Linked DNA regions of Homo sapiens: region 2 is linked to region 1. Evidence: chromatin loops called from intact Hi-C (ENCODE). Cell type or tissue: OCI-LY7. All regions are shown on one strand. Each heading gives the region's core, and the rest is flanking DNA. Links, peaks and the distances in the headings are about the cores only. Region 1 overlaps TAF4 (TATA-box binding protein associated factor 4). Region 2 overlaps SS18L1 (SS18L1 subunit of BAF chromatin remodeling complex).

Region 1 (5,366 bases), core at 179-5,178:
GGACAGAGTGCTGTTCTCTGCGACAGAGGTTTCGGGAGGGGTGGGGGTGGGGGGGACGGCTCTGCCACTGGAGCGCGAATGTGCCTCAGCTGGTCTGCTCCATGGGGAGGGGGCTTCTGGTGGCTCAGGGTGCAGAATGCCTGTTCCAGCCGGGACTGCGGACACCTGGGAATTTTATAAGAGGTCACACAGGAGTGGGGAGAGGGCCAGAAGGGAGTTGCTGGAGACCCTGACCAGAGTGCAGCATGGTTGGGGCAGCCAGAGGAGAAGAGAGCCACAGACAAGGGACGCAGGCACCAGAAAACGGCAAAGCCCGGGAGACCTCCAGGCGCCGGCCCCAGAACACCCAGCCCCAGGAAGGAGTCTCCTTAGCTAGGCCACACACGCCTTCGACACGTGTGCACCCCTCCCCTTCGCCTGCAGCCTTCCAGAGGAGCTCTCCCTGCTGGCACAGGCCTCCCGGGCACAGGTCACAGCAGCAACAGGTGTCTGTCCTATGCAACAGGCTTTAGGGGAAAGGGAATGTAAAGTCAAGGTTTCTCACCAGTAAATTCTGCACGAGCTCTTTCACATTAGCTGCTGTCTCTGTAGACTGCTTGCCAGATGAAGCCAGTTTTATTAACGTAGATAGGAAATTTTTACATTTCTTCACGTTTTCCATAGTTTCCTGGATTAAAGTAAAAAGATATAAGTGAAAAATCTTAAAAGGCAGATTTTTGTCACAGCCTTTGGTTACTAAAATATGCATATGTACAAAAGATACATATATTTCTTCTCTAAACTTCTTTCAAGAAAACGCACCACCTCTTGGAACCCTGGGCCATGGGGCAGGCCAGCCACATCAGTCACATGGCCACCGAAGTCAGCATCTCCCTCAGCCCCGCAAGGCCACATCTAGGAATGCAGCTATGCAAATAATTAAAAAAGTGAAAAGAGACTCTGCGAAGATGCCTGCTACAATGTTGCTGACCATAAGGACAACCTATGCCAATCCAAACGGACACAGAAGGAACCAAATAGGATGCGGTCACTAAAGCAACGAAAAGTACGCAGCAAAGAAACACCAAAAAGGCGTCAAGTGGGGCCCACTGTTTAAAGATGTCTATCGATACAGGCCGACACTGTGTGTACAAACGGGTGGCGCTGCTGTTTTACACACTGAACACAACAGTTCACCAGTGACTCTTCTGTTTTAATAAAGATGTGTATCGATACAGGCCGACACTACGAGTGTGTACAAACGGGTGGCGCTGCTGTTTTACATACAACGCGACAGTGCACCAGTGACTTTTTCAAAGGCAGGTGTTTGGGCTTTTGCTGTTTGCAGACTTCTGCGGTCTAAGGCCCTCGGAGCCCACCTCACACAGCACAGCAGCAGAGCCCCACGTGCTCACGTGGGCCCCAGACTGTTCACTGCTTTGTGAAGCAAGCAGTGAGCGGTCTGGGACAGAAGCCGGCCTGAGGTCTCAAGGCTGCATTTTCTGACCTGCGCCACGGGCCTGACCGTCTTTGAAGGCACGGAAAGGAGTGGCTCTTACCGTGGCAGCTGAGGAAGTGGTGGTCGCCCCTGGTACCGTGCGCTGAGGAGTCCCCGTCTGAACAGCCGTCGCCGTCCCAAGTGAAGCCGTCTGGGCAGCGCCACCCAGAACGAGCTGAGGCTACAAGAATCCAAAAACACAAGGTAAGGGCATCTCACGCCACCAGCTGACGAGGGGGAGACCAGCCTCACGCCCAGCAAAAGAAAACAAGCCTCCCTGCGGTGGCCAGGACGCCCAGGAAGCCAAGGACCCCGGCCACCTGCCAGCCCGCTGGACACGGGAGTGCTGCTGGGAGGCCTGCCCTGTGCCCTGACGATCGCAGTCCTGAGCGGGTGAGGAAGGCATGATTTGCACCTGCATCAAAAACGGACGTTCACAAAGCCAGGCACTGCAGAGACCCCAGTCCTCAGAAGTCCATGGAAAAAGTCACATAGAGACCAGAGTAAATAATCCTAACAGGCAACCCAGATCCCCATCTCTCAGAAATCAAAACAACAAACAGAAGAACGGCTCCTGAAAGCTCCATCCTCCCAGGTGCAGAGGCTGGCTACAGGGCGGTCAGGGCTCCACAGCCGCAGCCTCCCATAGGGGAGGGTCCCCAGCTCCCTGCAATCACCCAAACCCACCTTTCTTTACTCCCCAAAAGTGAGTGTCAACAAGAAGCCTCCCACAGAGGGGAGTTTTCAGAGCAGATTCGAGCAATGGAGGATGGGTCATCAGTGTCAAACTGTCAGAAAGGAGGGGCTGCTTTGCTAAGCAAATGAACAGCCAGACGCCAAAAGGTAGCTCAGACAACTCAGTGGCCTGTACTCGATTCCTAACATTTCCATTCTACATGAATAATCAGAATGCAAATGTTTACTGATATTTTAAACTAGTACTTTTCCAATGTATAAATCTAGCAGTCAACATTTTCTGTCTCCAATTTTTTAAACACTCCTTTGCAACTTCTGAAAGCAGGGGGCAGTGTAAGCCTGAGAATGGCTCCGGAGCAGCGAGCTCTCTCCCGGTGGGTGCAGCCCCGCCAGCACGTGGGAAGCAACTCTGAACCAGCCCCGCTTCCAGAGGGGTGCGGATGGGCTGTGAGGAGGCAGCAGGGTGGAGGGACTGTTTCTAAGTCTGTGTATCTTTTCACTTGTAACAATAAGCATGGATTTTTTTTTTAACTGAAAAACATCAAATAAAAACCTCCAGTGAAGAAAACATAAAAGGACACACCAAGCTGCTGCTTCTGGACCCTGGGAGTACCCAGGACCCACCTCATCTTTTGGGAGTCTTCTTTCCCATCAAAACTGACTCCTCACACTTACTTCCACTCCTAAGAACACATATTTCACTCAGATGATATCCAGATTGTGTCTGCCACTAAGTATAATGCAAAAACTTAACCATAAGCTCCAACTACCTTCTCAAAAAAGTCACTGTAACCAAAAATCCAGACGCACCAATCAGAGCACAGGACTGAGCAAGCTCCTTCAGGGAAAACACCAAGGGCGGGGCCTGCACCAAAGGCCAGCACACATCTCCCTGGTACTGAACCGCCCTTCCACCCACTTTCACCCACTGCAGCTGCAGCCAGCCAGGACATGACCCAGTGAGGGTAGAAGAGCCGGGGTTGCGGGGGGAGCTGCCCCTGGAGTCCACACCCCCTGGGGCTCAGCCTCCATTTCACCACTGAGCAATGGGAAAAGGGCCTGTGGCACTGAGGCAAGGACTCTGGATCTCTCTGCAGAGCGTCCAGGCCCACTGCCTGGCTCATGGCAGGTGCTTCACCAGCAGCGACCAACACCATAGAGACCTACGCATCCACGGATGCTCACAGACACCAGGTGACCAAGAAAAACCCCTGAACCATTTTTCTCCCAGCTGCTTCCTGCTGACTGCCCAGAGAAAGCTGCTTCCCTCACCAGGTGCGTCTGACCGGCCAGCCCCTTCCCCTCCACACACCTCCGCCACCCCTTCCAGAACAGCCTGGCCTGCACACAAACCCTTCTGGGATCTGCAGGCCAAAGGCTGAGCTGTCAGGAGCATCAGCACCACTAGGAGAGGGGCCAGCACCTGCTCTGGGACACGCTCCTCTCTGCAGATGAAAACGCTGTTCTAGAAACCAGCGGCCACCAGGGTGGATACAGAACCCTTCTAGAACGATGCTCTCACTACAGACGAGGGATGTGAGCGGCAGGTGGCAGCGTGGCGTGGCAGGCACCGTGCAGGTGGCATGGCCGGGAGTGAGTCCCAGAGCCTCCCTTGCCTCAGTGTAAGCGCCGCACCACGAGATGAAGGGAGCGATGTCATCTGCTTCCCAGGGTGCGGTGAAAGTTACGGTCCATGTGCCTGCAACAGTGAGAGCGACGCCTCGGCCACGTTCACCTTAGCGACAGCCGCCGTCCTCAAGTTACACACAAGGCCACATGTGCACACACACACTGTCCTCACCGCAGGCTGCTTCTGCTTCAGACATGCCTTATGATCAAGTACTAGTAAGGACATAGTTTTAATGCTTCCAACATGGTGGAAAGCTTGAACAGTGCTGCTGGTGTTAAATTCTGTGTGACTAAAAAAAAGAAAAAAGAAAAAAAGAAATCCTGACTTATCCCATGTTGGTGGTCAAAGAAAAAGCACTTTCTTCACAGAGAACCTTCCTCCCCAGATTTGACGTAGTATCCAGTTTAAAAAAAAAAAAAAACTCCTAAGGCCTGATCTCTGCATCAAAGAAATCACACTTCGTGGCCCCTGCAGCCTCAAGAGATCCGCCGCCTGCCCTCTCACCTGGACGCCGGGCGAGCGCTGCAGGGTTGCACTGGGCTGCACCGTTGTCTGGGCCTGAGACACTTGCTTAATTATGGTAGTTGGGGTCACCTGCCGTGCAATGATAGGTGTTCCAGGTGCCTGAAAAATAAGCAGAGTCACCTAAAACGAGCGCAAGTAAAAGGAATTCCCACCCCCAGGTACACAGAAATTATTCCTTCCATATGTAACTAGTATATCCAAGTGGGTCCCAGGCTTATCCGTGATCTGCAATGAAGCCACTGTAATTCTAAAGTTTTCTTACCAAAGAACAAGTGTATGACAAACATTTTCCTATACTACAATAAACATATCATTAGGCTTCTTAACAGAGTCTACAAAAGGTCATCTCTGAAGAACGCAGGTATCTAGAAATCAATCCTCGTGCTGCTGGCTTGTGACCTCGTTAACAATCACTAAAAAGGATGCAAAGGCAGACGGCCAGTCAGTGTCGCAAAGGGGTAGGGAGGTGGCCGCCCCTAGGCTAGATGGCCAGTCAGTGCCAGAGAGGGGAAGGAAGGTGGCTGCCCAGGACAGAGGGACGCCACAAGTCCTGAGCCCATGAAGTTTGTCGGAGAGAGACTGACATGGAAAGAGCAGATGGCAGACTGCAATGGGATGCCCACAGTGCAAGTGAAGCCACGAGTGTCTTCCACAGTGTCCCACTCAGCAGACAGATGCTGCAGACTTGAGGACACCGTTCTGTGCTACTTCAGATCTGGGTGGTCTCTGGCAGCCTCCGGCACGTCCGTCCACGTCCCTGTCTATGGGACAGAGGCACAACTCCAGAGGGTACGCAGCTCACGTAGCAGGAGAAGGATGCTGATCAAGTCATTCCAGTCTTCACAAACCTGCCAGGTCATTCAGAGCAGCAGCATCACAGTGCCAGGGAAACACGGCAGGAGACGGGGCAGGAACACGCAGCGTGCGGGCACGTGCAGGTGACAGTCATGGGGCCAGACACAGACACACGCCGGGAGAGGCAAGTCCTGGGCACTCTGCCCTCCAAGTCAGAATCCGTGCTCCCTACCACAGCTCAGG
Region 2 (5,366 bases), core at 206-5,205, 150 kb after region 1:
TGTCCCTTTAAACAGAATTCCCACGCTCCCTTCACTCGACTGCTGGCATGTTAACGCCACCTCACTTGCTGTCCCCTCCCCTCTTCTGTCCTGTGGACACGTGTTATTCTTGCCCTGACAATTTGAGAATGAGTTGTAGACTTGGTGCCCCTTTACTCCCAAATGCTTGAACGTGACTTTGCTGCCAACGAGGACATGACGCCGTACAAAGATTGAAACGGGGGAGCTGACATGGCAGCAGCACAGCCGTCTGCTCCAACTCACTGTGACTTCCCAGTTGTCCCGGTAATGGCTTTTGTAGGACATCATTAAGGATTACTGGAAGGACCCTGGGACCATGTCTGTTGAGAACCACTTGTTCATCTTCCTTGTCTTTGATGACTCTGACAGTTTTTGAAGAATGCCGGCCAGTCATCGAGTGCCCTTGGTTTGGGTACAAGGTGCGTTTTCCTAACTTGCGGGTCTGAAAGTGCGTCCATTCCCCCTTCACGCCTGGTTGCGGTTTCGGCGGACTAGAATTTCTACGCAGAAGTCTCCCTCAGGATCAGACCGTAGCCCTTCCGGAAACCTCCATGGTGAGTTCATCTCTCCTCCAGAGCCTCCCTCAGGCCAGGCCATCGGCCCCCCAGAGGTCTCCGTTGGGACTGGGTCATCACACCTCAGGGGGTGTCCCTTGGTATGGGACACAGCTCCTCCGGAAGTCTCCGTGAGGTCGTTGCACCCTGCGGGCCCATGTAGGAGGCTCCGTGCTGTCGGAATCCACTGTCCTTCACGTGGAACCTGGTTTTTCTCTCCTGTCATGTTTAGGATCTTTCTTTGTCCCTGGTCTTTTTTGGCAAACTGGTCACCTGGGGGCCCTTCCAATGGGGAAATGCGTCCTTCAGCTCTGAGAAAATGATTGAAGGATTTGGGGGTGATTTCTTCACTGCTCCTGTCTCTGGGGCTCCTGGAGGGCCGCGCTGGCCCACTCCCTTTCTTCGTGATCTTTCTGTTTTCACCTCGGTCGATCCGTCCTGCTTTCCAGGACTCCTCCTCAACTTCATATCCCGCCCCTCTGTTGAATTGTGTTCTGACTAACAGGTTTTCACCTCCAGAGCTCTTCTGCCCCCTCTGTTGTTTCTAACTGGCATCATCTTCTTTTCTGGGGCTCCAGTAACCTGCATCACTGCACCGGCTGACTTTGTGAGGATATTAATAATAGGTTTTGTTGGATTTTTTTAAAAAGTTTCAGGCCGGGTGCAATGGCTCATGCCTGTAATGAGCACTTGGGGAGGCAGAGGCGGGCAGATCAGTTGAACCTAGGAGATCGAGACCAGCCTGGGCAACACAGGGAGACCCTGTCTCTACCAACAACAACAACAAAAAAAACCCATTTAGCCAGGCATGGTGGCACACACCTGTAGTCTCAGCTACTCGGGCGGTTGAGGTAGGAGGATCACTTGAGCCTGGGAGGTGGAGGTTGCAGTAAGCCAAGATCACGCCACTGCACTCCAGCCTGGGTGACAGAGCGAGACCCTGTCTCAGAAGAAAAGCAAATAGAAAAAGTCTCCGTCTTGCATAACCTTCATCTTTGGATTTTGGCCTCTGTGGCTGGTTTTGGCCTTTGTCTTTCAAATGGCAGGTGGGGGCCGCACCGCTGTGGCTTCTGCGGATTGGAGGCCGGGGCACTGCCTGCTATGCTCAGGCAGGCGTGTGGCCTGTGGTTCACTCTGAGGTGCTCTTTCCCTTCAGTGCCCAAGCATCTTTCCTCCAGGCTGGTCACTTTCCTGGAGACGCCCCCTCCTCCAACCCCATCTCCTGCCAGCAGATCCTGGGCGACCCTGAAAGGTGCCAGAATTTTAACATTCCTGAGCCTTGTGGGGCTTCGCAGCACAGTGTGGCTCAGGCCAGGTGCCCTGGGGGCACTGATTCAGTTGTTACTCATCCATGTGCTTTTCAGCTTCCAAACTCCCGCTGCTGCCATCTTGTGCCCTCCCCATTCTGTCCTTAGAAGGCCACACCTGTTCCATCCTTAGTCGCCGGCCGGGGCCTGGGGTTTGGGGTGTCCAGTCTTCCACCTTTCATTCTGCCTGTCCTGCCCTTTTTCAAGTGGGTATGTGTCTAACATACATGAGAAAGTTCTCTGTATCCAGTTTTCTAAACACCCACACCAGTACTGTGTTTCGTCGTGCTTCGTCGTGCGTACATAAACCTCGCGGCACTGCCCTGGCCAGTGCACACCCGCGGGGCTCTGCCTAATGAAGTCAGTGGCTTGCGCCCCCCGGCCCATCCCGGCCCCGTGCTGGGAGTGATGCTGAAATGCCCGCCGTGTCTAGTTCGTGTCCCTGGAGACAATCTCTGCCTGGGGGTTAGGAGTCAAGGAGGGGAAGCCCTTTAGAAGGAAAGGAAGAAAGCCCATAGTTGTCCCTTCCTGCAGTTCATCTGAAGGCAGAGCCATCTGGAATGCTGGCGCCTGGCAGGTGGACTCTCCCTCACCTGCCCACTGGTAAGCCTGGCCCACAGTGTCCCCTGGCGGCCCCCCACCCCCATCTCAGGATGGCTCCTCGGCCCCATTGGGCTCAGCTGAGTGCAGGGCACCTTGTCCCCAGCAGGGAGAAAAGTGGTAAAGAGTGGAAAGGGGGAAGGTATAACTTTAAGAAAAAATAGAGCAGGAGAAACCAACCCTGAAGTCGTGGAGACCGGCGGAGGAGGAAGCTGAGTTGAGGGCAGTCACTCAGCTGGGGCTGTGGGTCCGGGCTCTGCCCTGTGAGCTGGCCTGGCTTGGCTCTCTCCACCCTGGGCTCCCTCTGCCTGTGGATGAGTTTGGGCCCCAAGGTCAAATCGCAGTTAGAGGGGCCACGTTGCAGGGTGGAGGCACAGCTGGGTGGCCCCAAGGCCCCAGGCAGGCAGGTGGGCTCCTCCTCCCCTTGCCCTGGGGCTCCCCTGCTCCAGGGCCTGTAGAGCTCCTGTCGGGAGCGGCCTCCTAGGGCTGAGTGACCCAGCACGCTGTAGTGGAGCCAAAAGGCACTGCTTTTTCCTTGGGTGCCAGCCTCTGAGAAAAGGCCTTTTTATGAAAAGCAGCAGGCGTGGTGGGCTCAGTTCTGTGCCTCCCTGCAGACAGAGGCAGCTGGTCACAGGGCGGGTGTCGCCTCTTCTCAGTCCCCTCCCATACCCCCTCTCTCCTCTCTCGCCTCCCGTTGGGTCTCCGCGGGCCACCCAGTGCTGCCCCCAGGTGGACACCTTGAAAGAGCCGGCTCTCCTGTGCCTGCTCCCCACGGCCTGTGGGCGTCCTGTGTGGTGTCTGCAGGATGCCGCCTGGCCCCAGCCCCTGTTCCTCTGCTGCCACCCACCCCTCCCCACTTCTACCAACCACCAGACTCAGCACGTCCTGACTACGTGCAGGTGTGTGGACGCAAGGCCTTGGGCCGCTTGATTTGGGGAGTGCTCCGGAGCCCTCCTGGGGCCACAGAGCACGTTCAGGAGGCGCTTTGGGAAGGAAACCTGGGGAATCTGTGGGCCCAGCCCCCTGCTGCTCAGGTGTGGCCAGGCACGTGGGTCACCAGGTCAGAGACAGGCTGAGCCCCTGCATCTGACAGGTTCCTGGCAGTGCCCATCTTGAGCGCAGACCGTGCTTGGCGGAGTGTATGCCTGGCCGTCCCTGGACCAGAAGCCTCCATTTTGCCAGTTCTAGGAGCACGTGGCGCCTGCAGAGAGACCCCTGGCCCAGCTCTGGGAGGCCCACATCTGGCTGTTCACCTGAGTCACTTGAAACTGGTTTAATCTGGGTTTAGGGTCATGACCTTGTCTGTGCACACACACTTTATGTGTAAGACACGGAAGGTTCAAGACGGGACCGGCCTTCCCTGTGTGGCCTGTGGGCCTATCGTGCCGTTCTCCTGCATTTCAGCGCAGCACCCCTGGGGGTGAGGGCTGCGGGGTGCCAGCCCCAGGTCTAGGTCATGCCCGGTTCCGCAGTCTCACGCATCTTTTCTGCCCCCACGCCGGCCTGTGTGTGTGTGTGGTTTCTTCTACCGGTGGTGCCGTCCCTGACCCCCCCAGACCCTTTCCTTCCCTCCCTCACCGCGGTTGGTGCAGCCCCTGCAGGAAGTCTCGATGCCCTTACCACCTGGGAGTGCCCTGGACCCCTGCTGATCCTTGGGAGGGGGCAGTTACCTGTGCCCCACCCTGTGTGGTTGCAATTCGAGGCTATCCCCTCCAGCTAGGGGCACCAGGGCCTCTTGTGGGGTGCCCACAGGGTCCTGACATCCTTGCCATCGGCTTGGCTGACCCTTGCTGCACAGATGCTCTGCCGTCAAGGGCCCTGGAAGCTGGAGGGTCCTTCGGGCTGGGGGCTGCTGGGGGCACGGGGCCTCTGTGTTTTCATTTGTGGGCTTAGATGGCCCTGCCGCTTACGGATGAAGTCCCCAGCACAGGGAGGTGTGAATGTTCGGTCTGTGGTGGCTGAGGCAATGCACGTAACGACAGTTTCGTATACAGAACAGGCGTAGCATCCGAGATCTGGAAATTTGAAGTGCTCCAAAATCCAGAACCTTTTGAGCACCAACATGAGGCTCAAAGGAAATGCTCATTGGAGCATTTTGGATTTCGGGTTTTCGGATTAGGGATGCCAAACCGGTGGGTCTAATACAGATATCCCCAAATCTGGAAAAATCTGAAATCTGACACGTTTCACGTAAGGGACGCTCAACCTATATGAAAACTAGATGTGTAGCGATGGCTGTTCATCCCGAGGGTCAGCGACAGCCCCGCGTCGGCAGCGCCCGCTCACGCTCTCTCCGCAGATGCTGGACGAGAACCACCACCTGATCCAGTGCATCCTGGAGTACCAGAGCAAGGGCAAGACGGCCGAGTGCACGCAGTGAGTGCCCGCCATACACCGGAACACTTGGAGGGTGTCATGCAGAGTCTAAGCACAGAGGCCAGATACGTCCCAAGAGTCCCCCAGCACAGAGATCAGATAAGTCCCAGGAGTCCCCAGCACGGAGGCCAGATATGTCCCAGGAGTCCCCTGCACAGAGGCCAGATATGTCCCAGGAGTCCCCCAGCACGGAGGTCAGATATGTCCCGAGAGTCCCCCAGCACGGAGGCCAGATATGTCCCGAGAGTCCCCCAGCACGGAGGCCAGATATGTCCCGAGAGTCCCCCAGCACGGAGGCCAGATATGTCCCGAGAGTCCCTGGCACAGCTGCGAAGCATTGCTGCCAGAACTGGGGTAGTTCTGAGGGAGGCGGAAAGTGGGAGGCAGGAGCAGTGTGGGGAGGCCTGGGCCAGCCTCTCTGGGCAGCTCTGTGGCCAACAGCCAGCGCACCAGGAGACAGCACCTACTCCAGGTGGGACCTCCTGTGACCCTGTGAACCTAGGGCCTG

The links. Hi-C counts contacts between places; a loop is a spot of excess contacts. Peaks named below come from ENCODE experiments on the same cell type or tissue, not always from the same donor. Only the 100,000 strongest peaks of a DNase experiment are listed, where the experiment ranks them.
Region 2: a loop joins it to region 1, with 5 times the contacts of the local background. A loop is called at or near these places in 50 of 110 quality-filtered maps.

Annotation. Positions count from the first base shown.
Region 1 is chr20:62,008,508-62,013,873 of GRCh38, forward strand. It overlaps TAF4 (TATA-box binding protein associated factor 4), which reads right to left. Exons shown (of 15, transcript NM_003185.4): 3 at 4,308-4,427; 4 at 1,539-1,658; 5 at 545-667. Among named protein-coding and RNA genes, the nearest start is that of MIR3195, 54 kb to the right of the region's middle. In OCI-LY7, for the core only: CTCF peaks have their summits at 2,497 and 2,713; a DNase peak (open chromatin) is centred at 2,524; H3K27ac peaks cover 427 bases.
Region 2 is chr20:62,153,891-62,159,256 of GRCh38, forward strand. It overlaps SS18L1 (SS18L1 subunit of BAF chromatin remodeling complex), which reads left to right. Exons shown (of 11, transcript NM_198935.3): 2 at 4,782-4,858. Among named protein-coding and RNA genes, the nearest start is that of SS18L1, 13 kb to the left of the region's middle. In OCI-LY7, for the core only: CTCF peaks have their summits at 3,200 (motif pointing left) and 3,408; a DNase peak (open chromatin) is centred at 3,211.